Regions from separate parts of the Homo sapiens genome. Here region 2 is linked to region 1. A link is an interaction called in ENCODE POLR2A ChIA-PET data of the cell type or tissue named here. Cell type or tissue: OCI-LY7. All regions are shown on one strand. Each heading gives the region's core, and the rest is flanking DNA. Links, peaks and the distances in the headings are about the cores only.

Region 1 (12,356 bases), core at 6,871-9,370:
CCTTTTGGCCCTTGTGAAGAATGCTTCTGTGAACGTTTGCGTACAAGTGTCTGTTTGAATCCCTGTCTTCCCCTTTTTTGGGTGCGCATCCAGGGCGGGATCGCTGGACCGCGTGCGGACCCTCGCTGCGCATCCAGGGCGGGATCGCTGGACCGCGTGCGGACCCTCGCTGCGCATCCAGGGCGGGATCGCTGGACCGCGTGCGGACCCTCGGTGCGCATCCAGGGCGGGATCGCTGGACCGCGTGCGGACCCTCGCTGCGCATCCAGGGCGGGATCGCTGGACCGCGTGCGGACCCTCGGTGCGCATCCAGGGCGGGATCGCTGGACCGCGTGCGGACCCTCGGTGCGCATCCAGGGCGGGATCGCTGGACCGCGTGCGGACCCTCGGTGTGTTACTGAGGCGTCCCCAAGCTGTTTCCACAGACGCTGTGCTGCCCTGCATTCCCACCAGCAAGGCGCAGAGCTTCTGGTTTCTCCATGTCCTCACCAACACCTGTGTTGTTCTTTTTTAAAAAATTATAATCAGCCTCGTAGGTGTGAGGGGGTATCTTGTGATTTTGATTTGAATTTTTCTTAATGACGAATGACACTGAGCATCTTTTCATGTGCTCCTTGGTTGTTTGTGTATTTCTCTGGATAAATGTCTAGTCAAGTCCTTTGACCATTTTTAAATTGGATTGTTTGTCCTTTTGTTGTTGAGTTGTAAAGCTGTTTGTATCTTCTGGATATTAAACTCTTATCAGATATATCATTTGCAAGTATTTTCTCCCATTCTGTTGGTTGTCTTTTTTTTTCTTTTGATAATGTCTTTGTATTGTGTCGTGTTTAATGTAAACATTTCACCATTGTTTTAATTCCCTCTTTTCAGTTCTTTTCTGTGTGTGTGCAGTTTTTGGGTGTGTGTGATGTGTACATACACACATGCACATATACAGGTGTCTAAAAAGTATTTTGTTTTTTTGTTTTAAATATTTGACACTTTTAAATTGGAGTTGAGATTCTGTATGGAGTAACGTATTGTTGAATGACAGGAAAGTATGAAGCTTGTCGGAGTGTTATTACTTGGCATAGCCACAGGAGCCATACAAATGATACAACCTTGCTGCTTGTGTCTCATGGTTTTTTTTTTTTTTTAATTTAATTTAATTTTTTTTTCATTTTTTTTTTAAATTATACTTTAAGTTTTAGGGTACATGTGCACATTGTGCAGGTTAGTTACATATGTATACATGTGCCATGCTGCTGCACTGCACCCACTAACTCGTCATCTAGCATTATTTTAATTTGTTTTAGTTTTTTTTTTGAAAAAGGGTCTTGCTGTGTCACTCAGGCAGGAGTACAGTGGTATGATCACAGCTCACCGCAGCCTTGACCTCCCAGGCTCAAGCGATCCTCCTGCTTCAGCCTCCCAAGTAGCTGGTGCTACAGGGGCACACCATCATACCTGGCTAACTTTTGTATTTTTTTGTAGAGATGGGATCTCCCTATGTTGTCCAGGCTGGTCTCGAACTCCTGGGCTCAAGTGATCCTCCCGCCTCAGCCTCCCTAAATGCTGGGATTACGAACATGAGCCACTGTGCCCAGCCAGCCTTTGTTGTTTTTGAAAGTTGAAATTCATGTTTTTGGATCAAAGCTAAGCTGTGACATATAAACATGAAGTGATCTAGTTAGGTTTGGTTATACACCATGTGCAGAAAGCAACCTCTTCATGAATCTTTTAATGAACATCTTTCTACCTGGAAGAAACCCTTTACCTACTAAACTTACTTTCACACCTTCCTAATTTTGTTGTCTTCCGTGTTTTTGCTAGCTCCAGGCCTATTCGGCATTTAAAATAAAATGCAGGTTGGCCAGTCTGGCTGGGCAGTTCTACAGGTACTACGGCTGGAGGATCCCAGTTGACTTGAAATTCAGGTTTTGCTTGTGAAAGTAGCTGGCTGGGGCTTCTGTTGATGACAGTGCTGTGTGGACGGCCTGGTTCGCTGGGTGTGCCTCACAGACACAGGACACTTTTTAGGGTTGCTTTTGAATGTGCCTGAGGTGAGGTTCCTGTGTTTTCCTTGTACTTACCTTCATATTTTCTGACCCTCCTGTGGATGGAAAATCGACTGAGTGTGTGAAGGGCCTGTCGGTGTGAACGGGCCCTGCTCAGCCGGTCCATGGCTGTCTTAGGATCCCGCTTGGTGGCGAGGAGGGTGCGGCTCGTGGGTGGCTGCCTGGGGCTACCCCGTGTAGACTTGCTGGGACTTTGTCTAGACAAGAGAACTGCTGTCAGTGGCGCTTCCTGCGGGGGGATGAGTGCGGCTCTCAGCGCCTCTGTGGGGCTGGGGGTCTTGGGCCGTGAGGCCGGGGCCAGGCTGCGTGGCAACCCTGAGTCCCACCCTCATTGTCTTTGCTCGGGGCCCCGAGAGGCCATGGGGAGCCTGCCGGCTCTGTGTCCTCCCCGCACTGGCTTTTAGGGAAAGAGAGTCTCGTGGGTCATCCGGCCTGCCGGCTCTGTGTCCTCCCTACACTGACACACTGGCTTTCAGGGAAGGGGAGTCTTGTGGGTCGTCTGGCCTGCCGGCTCTGTGTCCTCCCCGCACTGGCTTTCAGGGAAAGAGAGTCTCGTGGGTCGTCTGGCCTGCCGGCTCTGTGTCCTCCCTACACTGACACACTGGCTTTCAGAGAAAGGGAGTCTCGTGGGTCGTCTGGCCTGCCGGCTCTGTGTCCTCCCTACACTGACACACTGGCTTTCAGGGAAAGGGAGTCTTGTGGGTCGTCTGGCCTGCCGGCTCTGTGTCCTCCCCGCACTGGCTTTCAGGGAAAGAGAGTCTCGTGGGTCGTCTGGCCTGCCAGCTCTGTGTCCTCCCTACACTCACACACTGGCTTTCAGGGAGATTGGGCCTTGTGTGTCCTGTTGGGTGAGCAGACACACAAGCTGTGACTTCAGGGCTACGGAAGTTGCTCTGTGGTTTCCGGCACTGCAGACTCCAAGTGTGAGCCCTGTAGTGAGGACAAAGAGTGGAGGTTGGAGTTCAGAATTGTGGACAGGCTCCTGAGGACCAGCAGAGGCTGGAGGCCAGGGCTTGCCCGCCGGGAGTGTGGCTGTGGAAAGATTCCAGTCCACAGTGGGGGCTGCTGCCCAGACTCACCCTGAATAAAGTGTCTTCAGAGCCACCTGTCCTGCCTGTTCATGGCAGTGACCCAGAAAGATTCATCAGTGGGCGGTGAGTTGGGAACAGAAAGAAAACCCTTGAGATAACTGGGTTGGAGACAGGGAGCAGGCTTGTCATTGTGCACTGGTGACATGGCCTTTGGCCTCCCCAGCCGTCTGGCCTGGGCCTCGTGGTCCTGCTCTTGGGCTTCATGTGTCCTTGGGTGTCAGCTCCAGCATGGCGTCCTCTGGGCCCTGCTGCTTCTGAAGTGCCTGTGCCAGGGACACTGTCTTGGGGCCAGTGGAGGTCTGAGTATGGGGGCTGGGAGTCCTAGGCAGTGAGTCATGGCAGAACTGGCCCCTGACTTCCTGGTTAAGCCTTTAATTCTCCCGAATGCCTGTTTTTGCTTCTTTCAAGTTGTTGTGCTTGAGCCACTCTGTCATTAGCTGTGGGCGTTCCGAGTGCCAGCGCACAGTGTTGAGCAGAGCGGGTAGGAGCGCCCTGGCTTCAGGGAGGGCCCCCGCCCCCTGCATGGCGGTCACGCTGCGCTGAGCGTCCCCTCCCCTCTGGTGGCCTTTCGCAGTGGTGGAGGGGCAGGAACTGACTGGCTCTTTTCCCTGTGGTGGCTGCTCGGGTGGCAGTGAGCGGACAGCGAGGGGGACAGACACAGGTGGAAGGAACCACGGTGGGTTTCATTAACAATGACAGTGGCTCAGGAGATCCTGAGGCTGATTAATTTGCAAACAGCAATTACTTGGGATTGCTTGAAAAGAAAGTTCTAGCTTAGAACAGGAACCTGAGGAGGGCTGGCCACACTGGAATCCAGTGCCCACTGTGACAGTGGAGAGCCAGCAGACGCCACTGGCTTTGATGGATGATGGAGAGGGTCCTGGTGTCTTCTGCCATTTGTGGGGGGTCCTTGTGTGCTGTGTTTGCAGGCACCATGGGTCTCCCTGGACGGGGTTCGGTTCCACCCCAGCGCCCTTGTCTTGTTTCATCGCCCGTGTCCGGGCTGTGTAAGAAGCATGTCCATTTGTCCCGAGCGGAGGGTCTCTGCCCCGCCCCTGAGGGAGGCCAGGAGGCCCTTGTTGGATGCTCTGGCGGGCGGCACTGGGACACGGCCATTGCACCCGGCCCTGGACACAGGGCGGCCACCGCATCCGGCCCTGGACACAGGGTGGCCAGGGACTTGGCGGGGGGAGCTCTTCAGAATCTGTCACATGCACGTGAATGCTTTATGGCTTTGGTATTCTTCTGTTTAATTTTAGTAAAACCGCGGCCCGTTGCAAGAAGAGTGTGGGCGTTGGCAGCTTTGTCCCAGGTGCTGCAGGGTTGGGGTGGTCCCTGTCACCGCCTGCTGCTGGTGGGGGTCAGCTGCACGGATGCACGGCCTCGCACCAGCGGCAGCCCCAGAGGCCATGCATAGGGCAGGCCCCGGTGGTCAGGGACCCACCCAGTCCTGCCAGGCGTTGGGCTTGGGATGTGCGGCCGGCTGGGGGCACACATTCATGCCGCAGGTCCCCGTGAGTCTGGGCCGTGTGCCTGGCGAGCCCTGAATTCCACCTCACGTCAGCCGCTGGTTCACGTCAGCCGCTGGTTCACGTCAGCTGCTGGTTCACGTCAGCTGCTGGTGTTGAGTGTTCGCATGATGCTTTTCTTTCTTGGGGGATGGATCAGTGGATGGAGAAATAAAGCTGTGAGGGCATAAAATCAATGTTTGTTTATATTGATAATCATCCCTTAAACTCAGATCCAGGGGCGTCAAGAGACCTGAGCCCGGCCCCGGTGTGCCGCGCACTGGCCATGTGTCCGGAGAGGGCTGTGATTGCGGCTGTCAGCCCTGTCCATTGGAGCTGCAGCTTGGTAAATGCACAGATGGATTTTGAGAAGGTTTCCCTCTAAAGATGTGGGAGTCTTTGCACCTCACCAAGCTGTGCTGGTGTGGCCGTGGCACATACCGGGCTTTTTACGTCTCTTCTAGGGAGTGAGTCGGTGGGCATAGGATGGCTAAGGTATGGGAATTTTAATAGGGAATTTTCTAGTAAATGGTTCTGTTAGTATTACAGCTTATTTTAGAAAGTAAGGTGCTTTCATAGAGAACGTTTAAAATTATTAAGAGGTAGACAATTCTTTTAAAAACCTGAAGGTCTTTTTTTTTTTTCTTTTTTTTGAGACAGAGTCTCGCTGTCGCCCAGGCTGGAGTGCTGGAGTGCAGTGGCGCGATCTCGGCTCACTGCAACCTCCGCCTCCCAGGTTCACGCCATTCTCCTGCCTCAGCCTCCTGAGTAGCTGGGACTACAGGCGCCCGCCACCTTGCCCGGCTAATTTTTTGTATTTTTAGTAGAGACGGGGTTTCACCGTGTTAGCCAGGATGGTCTTGATCTCCTGACCTCATGATCTGCCCGCCTCAGCCTCCCAAAGTGCTGGGATTACAGGCGTGAGCCACTGCGCCCGGCCAAAACCTGAAGGTCTTATATTGTGGTGTGAGTTTATATTTATTTCCATCATTTTATATTTGTCAGATTTTTATGCAGGGGGGCTGCATAATGTCTCCCTGGAGAGCCTCAGCCTCTGTGGAAGAGTTGGGTCAGGAGAAGCCTCTCGGCGGAGGAAGCCGGAGGGAGAAGCCTCTCGGTGGAGGAACCTTCACCCAGAGACCAGCCTGGGGGTCCTTGGCCCAGACGGGGGAGGTGGGAACATGGCCTTGGGTTCTTTCCTCCTTGCAGTTTGGGTGAATAATGTGTGATGAGGCCTAAGAGGAGATTTATAAAGAGTATAATCTCTCAGTCTTAGAGAAAAGTGTTTCAAAGTATGGGTTCTCAGTGTCTGTATTGAAAAAATAAAAAATTCAGTGAATGGGTAGGTTATTTTTCGATCTGAGGGTTATTTCTAAGCACATGATTTATCTTTAGCACGGGAGGGTGATGCCCCGCCATGTCTTTTTAGCTTAGGGACTGTCTTCTGCCGTGAGTTGGCCTCTCTGCCTGTGCACGTGTGTTGCCGGCCCCGGCTCAGCTGTGGCAGAAGTCAGTCACCTGTGGAGTTATGGAAGTCCAGGCGGCCACCCCAGGCCGGGGCCTCATTCCGTTAAGTAGGGCCAGGTGTCTGTCCTCTCACGCGTCCGAGGTGGCTGCCGGCGTGCGGGTGTGACTGTCGATGAGAGCTCTGAGCTGGGATATCTGGTGACGGCTGCCCCTGCTTGGTCTTGCGGTGTGGCTGGGGAGAGGATTACTGGGTGGAATGTAGCCGTCCGCCTTTTGTGTTGACCTCTTGACCTCCCTTTTGGGAGGCTTATTAATGTCAAAAAGTGAAGATATGAGGATGGGATCGTAATTTCTTTGTGTTGCTTTCCAGTAGCCCAGGGACCAAGCTGTGGGAACCAGGCCTCCATGTGCTGGCCCCACCGTCCTCGTGGTGCCTGTGTCTGTCCAGGCTTAGTCCTCAGATCAGCTGCTTCACCACATTGGCTGCAGGCTGGGTGGCAGATGCCCCCAGGAGGAGGAGAAGCATTTCTTCCCAGGGCTTTGGCCTGTGCTGTGTGCCTGGAACCTTTAGGTGCTGTGGCTTCGCAGACCCGGACGCAGCGTGGAGGCCAAGCGGTGTCTGTACAGGACCCTTCAGTGATGAGGGTGGCCAGGCTCCAGCCAGGTCCTAGGGAAAGCTCTCCGAGAGCGACGGCTTAAGCAGTTCTGAAAAATTGCAAATGATCTGTGTTCTTGGAGAAAGAATGGGAGAGAAGCACTCACTCACAATAATGTTGCACCTACTGTGTGCGGGTAGGGTGCAGGCAGTGTGGTCCAGTGTGAGCGGGGAGGGTGCTGGTTGAGGGGTTAGTGCTCGGGACGCAGCCTTTGGACCCAGTGCCCTCCCAAAACTCTGCTCATCAGTGCCCCTGAGCTCAGCATTGACCCCTGGAGGAACTGGGCGCCTTCCCTGGTCTCAGACTGTAAGCCTCCTCGGGAAGCAGCAGTTGGCTCCTGATGCAGCTGGCCTCAGATCCTGTTGGGAGAGCAGGATTGGTGAGGAACCTGGAGAGGAGTAGGAGGTGCTGCCTGATAGCAGAGGTGGGTGATGGGGGCAGAGAGGGTAGCAGGGGCCCAGTTCAGTCCTGTCTGGTTTTCACGTGGAGCTTTTTATAGAGTTGTGCTTCTCAAGCCTTTCAAATGCCTCACAGCGGCAGTCCGACGTGCAGTCAGTGACAGCTGAGTAGATTACCACCCTCAGGACTAAATGCAAAATCATCTTCACTGGGTGCAGCATTTACAGTTTTGGTGCTGGAACCTCCTAACCAGTGTTCTTAGGGGCTGTCTTACCAGTGAAGGGAGCTGCCTGCTGTTGACGCTCCACAGGAGGTTTGCGGCATGGCTGCCATCTGTGTTGTGGCCTGGGACTTTCTTAGAGAGTGGGTAAAAGATGAGTCATCTCTTGTGTGATTTATCAGCTTCACTTGTGCTTCCAGGGCTCTTTGAAGCGTCTCACTTTTTAATTTCATGAAGAAACAAATGTAGTGCAGAGAACAGAAAGCTGCTGTGTGACCTGCGGGTGCCCAGCCTGTGGGGCTTCCTCATCGCCCCCATCCAGGCAGATCGAGTGCCGGCTCTCTGTGCTCTCCAGGAGGTGGCCTTTCACAGCAGGGACGTTCTGTGCTCTTATTTTAACAACTGTAAGAATCTGAGCTTGGTGACAGTTGGGTGACCCGGGCTCTGTGTCTTCGTGTTGGCCAGGGTGTGTCATACACCTGGCCTGGCCTGCGTGCCTCACGTGTGGTGGGGATTTGTGACTGTCCCCAGCACCTTGACAGAGGGTCCTTGACTCTGCGACCCTGCACAGTGGGTGGTGGCAGGTGGGATCTTGGTTCACAGGCACAGGTGGGGAGAGTTGCTGGGCCAGCGTGGCTGGGTGACTTTCCTGTGGAAAGAGCGGGCTTGGGGCTTGGTGCGTGATCCCACCGAGGCCGGGGTTGTGCTTGGGGCACTGGGGGAGAGCAGAGCAGGTGATGCATATCCGGGCGCCCACCCTAGCAGCACAGGAAGGGCTGGGATCACCACTCCCCGGGGCACCGTGGGGACAGCGGGGGCCTGCTCACTCCCCGGGGCACCGTGGGGACAGCGGGGGCCTGCTCACTCCCTGGGGCACCGTGGGGACAGCGGGGGCCTGCTTGTGTTGGGGGTGGGGCTCCTTGCCCCCCAAGGGCAGGCCGAGCACCAAGTCTGTGCTTGCCCCACTGTGCAGCGTTGCAGGTGCAGCAGACATGAGGCCAGCTGCTGCTCCCTGCAGGCAGCTGAGGGCCTCTGGGAAGGCTTCTCTACAACGTCCTGTGGGAACTGGAAACCCAGATGTCAGTGGAACCAGGTGTTCTGTCCATCACTGCCTCTTACCTCCTAGCAAATTCAACACTGGCGTTTTTTTTTCTGAGCAAGTTGAGCTGCATTTTTGGGACAGGAGCCATGGCTGTGTGTGCTGGTGCTGAAGGGAGGGTCTGCAGGGACGGCCACACGGATGGCTGTGTGTGCTGGTGCTGAAGGGAGGGTCTGCAGGGACGGCCACGCGGCTCTCGGGAGCCGTTTCCTGCGCTCGGGCTCTGCACCGGCAGGCTCCACGCTGAGGGTCCCTCCACATCCACCCCATCGTGGGAGGGAGGCTCAGTGCTCTGCAGGGGCCTGAGCAGTCGGGGAGACACCCCCTGCCCACAGCCACCCTCTCTGGGCTATGTGGGAGGTGCCCACGTTTCCACGCCTTCCTCGTGGAGGGTGTGGCGGGCTGTCTGTGCCGCGGGGGTACTCGGCTGCACTGTGCACAGCCCTCACCGCCCAGTGCCGAAATGGGAAGGCCTGACAGGGCGATGCGGTCTGCACCAGCTACATCTGCAGAAGTCCAGCACGATGCAGTTTATGCCTGGCAGTGATGTTTGTTTTTAAAATTAGTAAAACCTCATTAGTTATCAGAAGGCGTAACTATATGATGATTTTTTGTGGAGGGATTATTTCTACCTTTTGTGCAGAGAATGCCTGGATCCCTTCTGCCCCTTGGGGTCACATATTGCAGTGGGGACTGTGGTGCTCTGAGGGTTAAGTTGTTTCTGTCACCTGGAGGCTGCTTTTTCCTCAGGCAATTGGCGTTCAACAAATGACAGGCTGTCTAGAGAGAAGGGTTTTTCAATTACATGGCTGGACCTGGGTTGCCAAAAGGAAGCCTCCTGGGGTGTGTTCTATACGCGACATGCATTTGCTGTGTGTAATTGGAACCATGAGAAAGGTTTTTGTTCAGAGCTATTGGATAGTTTCCTTATTTTAAACCTGTTGAATCTGGAAAGAGTTGTTTTTGAAATTTTTTTCTGATAATAACGTTATATAAAAGTTTATGGCAGAGGAGTTTCTGTTCCACACGCCCCTCCCCGAGCTTTGTGGTCGCCCAGGTGCCTGGCTGTCAAGGCTGGCCTGTCCCTTGTGTTCAGGGTCCCGAGATGTCAGAGCTGGCAGCCCAAGTCCTCCCCTTTATCCCGAGCAGGAGAAGCAGTCCTCACTCCATTTTTCACCCCAGGGTATAGCAGCACCTACCACCCTGGGATGAATCAGAGCCAAGAGGCTTGGTTTTTCTGTTCTTGTTAAGGAAATTGATCATCTCACACCCTCTCAAGCTGTTTTACTTTGTGCAAATCAGATTCCTTTCTAGGGACCTGCGAGGAGAAACATCCTCAGCTTCTAGGACTCCCGGGGATGCCGTCAGCAGCCAGGCCTTGGCAGCTGCCGCTTCACCTGTGCTGGCGTGTGGGGCCCTGACGTCTCTTGCGGGTGTCATGGAGCAGGATTGGAGGTTTCTGAGCAGCAGGAGGGCAGGAGAAAGGCCCCAGGACTTTGCGCTGTGGCCTGGCCTGGAAGGAGGCTGGCTGGGCCCTTCTGGATGCCTGTAGCAGCACTGCCACCTGGGCAGAGGCCCCAGAGGCCCCAGAGGCCGAGGCAGGCTTTGTTCTCTGCTGCTGGGACTCAGCCCTGCGGGAGCACAGGGAGGACAGCTGGAAGCCCAGCCCCTCTGTGGCTCTGTCCACAGCTGGGGACAGCAGTCCAGTGTGCACGGGCCACCCACAGCCCTCTCAGGAACTGGCCTCTTCTCTTTAAGACAGAGGAGTGCGCCAGGTGGGCCTCTGGCTGGACCTCCTAGGCCATCAGTTTTCCCAGCAGGAAGTGCTGATCAGACTGAAGGAAGGCCTGCGTGTGTGTGTTGGCCCAGATGCCTGTTAGTGGACGCTGTGTCTGCACAGCTGTCTCTGGGTGGCTGATTCATCCCAGCAGCTGACTACGATGGTGCTAAAGAGAACCATCTTACACGGACTTGGGGACAGAAACCTGGGCTCCCCTACCGAGGTCAGGTCCTGGGGGTGTGGTGGGATCAGCTCCCCCAGCACCTCCGTGGCCTGGGGTGGGGGGTCTGTGTCCTCCCTTGGGGGCTTCTCACAGGGCTGCCAAGCAGTGTCCAGGTGCATGCGTTGGGCGTGCAGGAGGCCTGAGGCCATTGTCCATGCTGGCCACTGCCACTCGCGGTTGTCTGTTGGGAGTCGGTCTGTCCAGTGGATGAATAAATTGGGACTCAGCGGTTTGCACCCAGATGCCCGAGGCTATGGAGTTGCCGGGTGGTCGTGCCTGGGGCTGCCTGGAGTGGTGTTGCAGTGACTGTCCCTGGGGATCTGGCCTGGCAGGGATGCCACATTTGGGCAGCGCTTTCCTCTTGAAGGTGCCACAGCCTGTTAGTTTTGATGTGTTGGCCACGAACAGGCTGCCCTGTTAGCACAGAAAGTGAACGTGAGCAGTGCGAGAAGGCTCAGAGTGGACTTTCCGGGGCAAACAACTGAGGGCCTTTTGGGCGTCACAGATTTGGTTTAGTTCGGATCGAGGTAATCATCTTGAACCCGCTTATTAGAGTCAGTGGCTTTTTCTGTCTCACAGCCGCCTTCTTGTTTGGTTTCGCGTCTCACATGCATTCTGTGATCCTCACTGACTTTTTAGAAGGAAAATGTTTGACATTTACAAGAAGTGAGAGATACTCTTGCAAATCATCCAGCAGTTTCTGGTTTGCAGATTGATGGCAGCCCTGGCCTTTACCCTCAGTGCCTCCTGCCGGTGATGGTGCTGCCGGCTCTGACCTGTGTGAGGAGGGCCTTGGAGAGCACAGGTCCCCCAGGGGGAGGACTCCGGGAGGTGCTTTGCGGGAGGGAGTCATGGCCGAGAGAGGGAACGCAGAGCTGCCGTGTGTGGCCGTGCAGGGCCTTCCACAGTGAGTTGTGGGGTCCTGGGGGTGAGAGCTGATGGTGGTCTGACCATGGTGGGAGGTGGTCCGGTCCTGTAGAGGCGTGGCTGCCGCAGTTGGGGCGGGCTCTGGGAATGGCGCGGTGTCTGGATGTGGAGGAGTGAGGAGGAGCCGGCCCTGAGCTGCACCCAAGGAGAGGGCTGGCCATGGCGGGGGCACCACACCGGAGGACAGCTCTTCTGTGGGCACTGGGCTTGAAGAAGCTGCAGCGCATCCAGGTGGGGTGTCCTGAGGAAAGGTGGCTTGGAGAGGGGTGGGCCCCTGCCTGGAGCCCTGGCAGGCTGGGGAGACCTTGGTGTCTGGCAGGGACCCCGGAATGTCCTGCTGCTCCCCCGGGCCTCTGTGTGCAGCGCCCTGCGTCGTGGCTGGGCTGAGAGGAGGCAGTTTCCCTAGCCCCTCACTCTGGCGAATTTCACATTCTTGATACCACGGTATCTTTGAACTTTCTATTTTGAGGAAAGTTCATTTTTATGTAGTTTTAGTAAGTGTATAAACGTAATAATCTTATTAAAAGTAATCACCATATGTATATAAAATACACTGTGCAGAAACATCCATTTTTATTGCTGTTTATAGAGAATAAAAGATCCTTAGATGCAAAAAGTCAGAGGGGAAATTTGCATATAATATTCGTAGTCCTACAGTTGTTGCTTATGGTGTTTTGCCTAAGACCATTTCTAGGTGCATTTTTCTGGGAGATAATGTATCTGATGACAGTTGCATGTGCAGATAACCGGCCTCTCATGTATCCATCCCGGGAGTGCCTTTTCTCAGACTGTGTGTAGTGTTAGTGAACTTGATTGGTGGGTGTGAAGTGTACAGACGGCGTGTGCGTGGAGCGGGTCGTGTGCAGAGCCCCGAACGAGACCCTGGCGTGTGCGTGGAGCGGGTCGTGTGCAGAGCCCCGAACGAGACC
Region 2 (3,369 bases), core at 204-2,703, 100 kb after region 1:
ATGAGAGATGGCGCTGGAACCACTGGTGTCCTTACAAACCATGGCCCTCAACCCTTGCCTCAGGCTCCAAACACAAAGCCCCAGCCTCAGACCGGACCTCAGTGAGCTGAACACAAAAGAGGCAACGAGCTCATCCAGGGAGAACATTCGTGATTATGGGGTAGGCAAAGGTTTCTCAGGTAAGAAGAGGCACAAATCACAGCAGAAGACATGGATAAACCAGATGCCACCAAAGTCAAATATTTGGTTCTTTGAAAGATCCTGCAAAGAAAACGAAAAGATAATCCAGGCTGGGACAAAACATTTGCAATAAGTGCGTTTCACTGAGGATGTACGTTCGGCGAACACTAAGTACCCTCAGCACCCATTAATAAGAAGACAGGCAATGAGTTAAAGATGGGAGAAGGGCTGAAAACACTTCCTCAGACGTAAATTAGTCAGGTCGTGAAAACGTGCTCTATGTGACTAGTCATCAGGGAAATGAGTTTTCGGTAGGGAAGTCCACCTAACGGCCTCATCTGAACTTTGCATCTGCAAAGACCTTGTTTCCAAACAACGCCCACATTCTGAGATTGGGGGTGAGGACACCAACATATCATTTTGGGGGGACACCATGGAGCCCACGACATTTTCACTTCTTGGGTGGCTGAAGTGATGTTTTCCTATAACTGACACTGAGATTACGCCAGCATCTGTACGTTCCTGGAGGTGCTGTGTGTGTGAACACGCAGGTCAGGCAGAGACACAATGGCTGAGAACCATCGTGTAACACAGCCTCGTCTCACTGTGGATCCCTTTGAAGCCTAAAGACTTTCTGCTTGTCGTCCATCCTGAGGAAGGTCGCTGGTTAAGACAAGTCCTCATCAGCACAGTGGCCCTCACCTGGGGCTGATTTGTCCCCAGGAACATTTGTTTGGAGACATTCGGGGCTGTCACACTGCGGGGGTGGGGGTGCTACGTGCATCTGGTTGCAGATTCCAGAGACAGAGAAATAAAATTCGAACTGCAATGAAATACCATTGCACCCTCTAGGACTGTTACAATTTTAAAAACTGAAAATAAGGCACAGTGACTCACACCTGTAATCCCAGCACTTTGGGAGTCCGAGGCGGGAGAATCGCTTGAGCCCAGGACTCTGAGACCAGCCTGGGCAACTCTACAAATAATAATAATAATAATAAAGTAGCTGGGCATGGTGATGCTCCCCTGTAGGCCCAGCTACTCAGGAGGCTGAGGTGGGAGGATCCTTTGAGCTCCGGAAGTCAAGGGTGCAGTGAGCTGTGATCGCACCACAGCACTCACTCCAGCCTGGGCGACAGAGGGAGACCCTGTCTCTTAAAATATAAAAAGTAAAAATAAAAATAAACACTGACAGTACCAAGTAAAAATCTTACATAACGCTGAAGGGAAGGAAAAACAGTATAAACACTTTGCAGAGCAGGCAGGCTCTTAGAGAGTTAAACACAGACTTCCACGCAGCCAGCCGTTCCAGTCCTAGACATTTACCCAAGAAAAATGCAAACACACGTCCATCCGGCACCATCCATGTGTGTTCACGGCAGCCCCAGCACCCGTCCCCGTGTGTTCACGGCAGTCCCAGCACCGTCCCCGTGTGTGTTCACGGCAGCTCCACGCACAGCAGCCCCAGACTGGAGGCCCCCAAATGTCCGTCAACAGTGAATGGATAAGCCCTGTGGTGCCCGTACCACGAGTCCAGTGGAGCCCTCACCAGCAACCAAGGGAACAAACTGCCGGTCAGGGCAGCACAGATGTCTGTCGGCAACAGGGAAGGGAGGCAGTCACCAGTGTGCACGGTGCACAGATGTCTGTCAGCAACAGGGAAGGGAGGCCAGTCACCAGTGTGCACGGTGCACAGATGTCTGTCAGCAACAGGGAAGGGAGGCCAGTCACCAGTGTGCACGGTGCACAGATGTCTGTCGGCAACAGGGAAGGGAGGCAGTCACCAGTGTGCACAGTGTGACCCCACTTACACAAAACCCTAAAAAGTGGGAACCTAACCTAACCTGCAGGGACAGACGTCGCATCTGTGGACGCCTAAGGCTGAGGGTGCCTGGGCCTGACTGCAAAGGCATAGCCTTAAAATTTGTCTTGTTGGCCGGGCGCGGTGGCTCACGTCTGTAATCCCAGCACTTTTGGAGGCTGAGGCGGGCGGATCACTTGAGGTCGGGAGTTCGAGACCAGCTTGACCAACATGGAGAAACCCCGTCTTTACTAAAAATACAAAATTAGCCAGGCATGGTGGCACATGCCTGTAATCCCAGCACTTTGGGAGGCTGAGGTGGGCGGATCACCTGAGGTCAGAAGTTTGAGACCAGCCTGGCCAATGTGGTGAAACCCCATCTCTACTGAAAATATAAAAATTAGCTGGGCGTGGTGGCAGGTGCCTGTAGTCCCAGCTACTCTGGAGGCTGAGGCAGGAGAATCGCTTGAACCCAGGAGGCGGAGGTTGCAGTGAGCCAAGATTGTCATTGCACTATAACCTGGGTAACAGAGCAAGACTCCATTTCAGGAAAAAAAAAAAAAAAGAAAAGAAAATTTATTTTGTTTTGTTTTGAGACAGAGTCTCGCTCTGTCGCCCAGGCTGGAGTGCAGTGGCGCGATCTCAGCTCACTGCAACCTCTGCCTCCCGCATTCAAGCGATTCTTGTGCCTCGGCCATCGGAGTAGCTGGGACTACAGGTGTGCACCACCACGCCTGGCTGATTTTTGTATTTTAGTAGGGACAGGGTTTCGCTACATTGCCCAGGGCTGATTTTTGTATTTTTAGTAGGGACAGGGTTTCGCTACGTTGCCCAGGCTGGTCTTGAACTCCTGGCCTCAGGTGATCCACCTGCCTCGGCCTCCCAAAGTGCTGGGATTACAGGCGTGAGCCACTGCCCCGGCCTAAGTAAAAATTTTAAAGCCCAGCGTGGTGGTGCACGCGCCAGTGGTCCCAGCAGAGAGGCTGAGGTGGGAATTCGAGCCTCGCCTGAGGCCAGGAGTTTGAGGCTACAGTATGCTGTGCTTACACCTGTCAACAGCCACTGCACACCAGCCTGGGCAACATAGCAAGACCCCATCTTTTAAATTTTTTTTTTATACAGAGTCTTGCTGTTACCCAGGCTGGAATGCAGTGGCGTGATCACAGCTCACTGCAGCCTCAACCTCCCCGGCTCAAGCGCTCCTCCTGCCTCAGCCTCCTGAGAAGATGGGACTACAGGTGTGGACCAGCACACCTTGCTAATTTTTGTATTTTTTGTTGAGATGGGGTTTCACCATATTGCCCAGGCTGGTCTTGAACTCCTGAGCTCAAGTGATCCACCCACCTTGGCCTCCCAAAGTTGTGGGACTCTGGGTGTGAGTCACCGTG

The links. ChIA-PET counts read pairs that join two places held together with the same protein. Peaks named below come from ENCODE experiments on the same cell type or tissue, not always from the same donor. Only the 100,000 strongest peaks of a DNase experiment are listed, where the experiment ranks them.
Region 2: POLR2A ChIA-PET joins it to region 1 with 7 read pairs; 3 of 35 experiments call an interaction of 5 or more read pairs at or near these places.

The regions. Positions count from the first base shown.
Region 1 is chr17:82,856,626-82,868,981 of GRCh38, forward strand. All of the region lies in intron 13 of TBCD (tubulin folding cofactor D), which reads left to right. LOC124904096 (a long non-coding RNA gene) reads right to left here. Exons shown (of 2, transcript XR_007065971.1): 2 at 11,977-12,356. Among named protein-coding and RNA genes, the nearest start is that of ZNF750, 23 kb to the left of the region's middle. RefSeq lists enhancers at 2,608-3,383, 7,403-7,912, 9,548-10,049, 10,050-10,549 and a silencer at 8,203-8,282. In OCI-LY7, for the core only: no CTCF peak of the experiment used is centred there; DNase peaks (open chromatin) are centred at 7,506, 7,786, 8,426 and 9,338; H3K4me3 peaks cover 2,161 bases; H3K27ac peaks cover 2,089 bases.
Region 2 is chr17:82,966,604-82,969,972 of GRCh38, forward strand. The region is part of intron 6 of QTGAL (queuosine-tRNA galactosyltransferase); the gene reads right to left. Among named protein-coding and RNA genes, the nearest start is that of QTGAL, 83 kb to the right of the region's middle. In OCI-LY7, for the core only: a CTCF peak has its summit at 1,349; DNase peaks (open chromatin) are centred at 468, 1,258, 1,518, 2,048 and 1 weaker place; H3K4me3 peaks cover 1,560 bases; H3K27ac peaks cover 2,500 bases.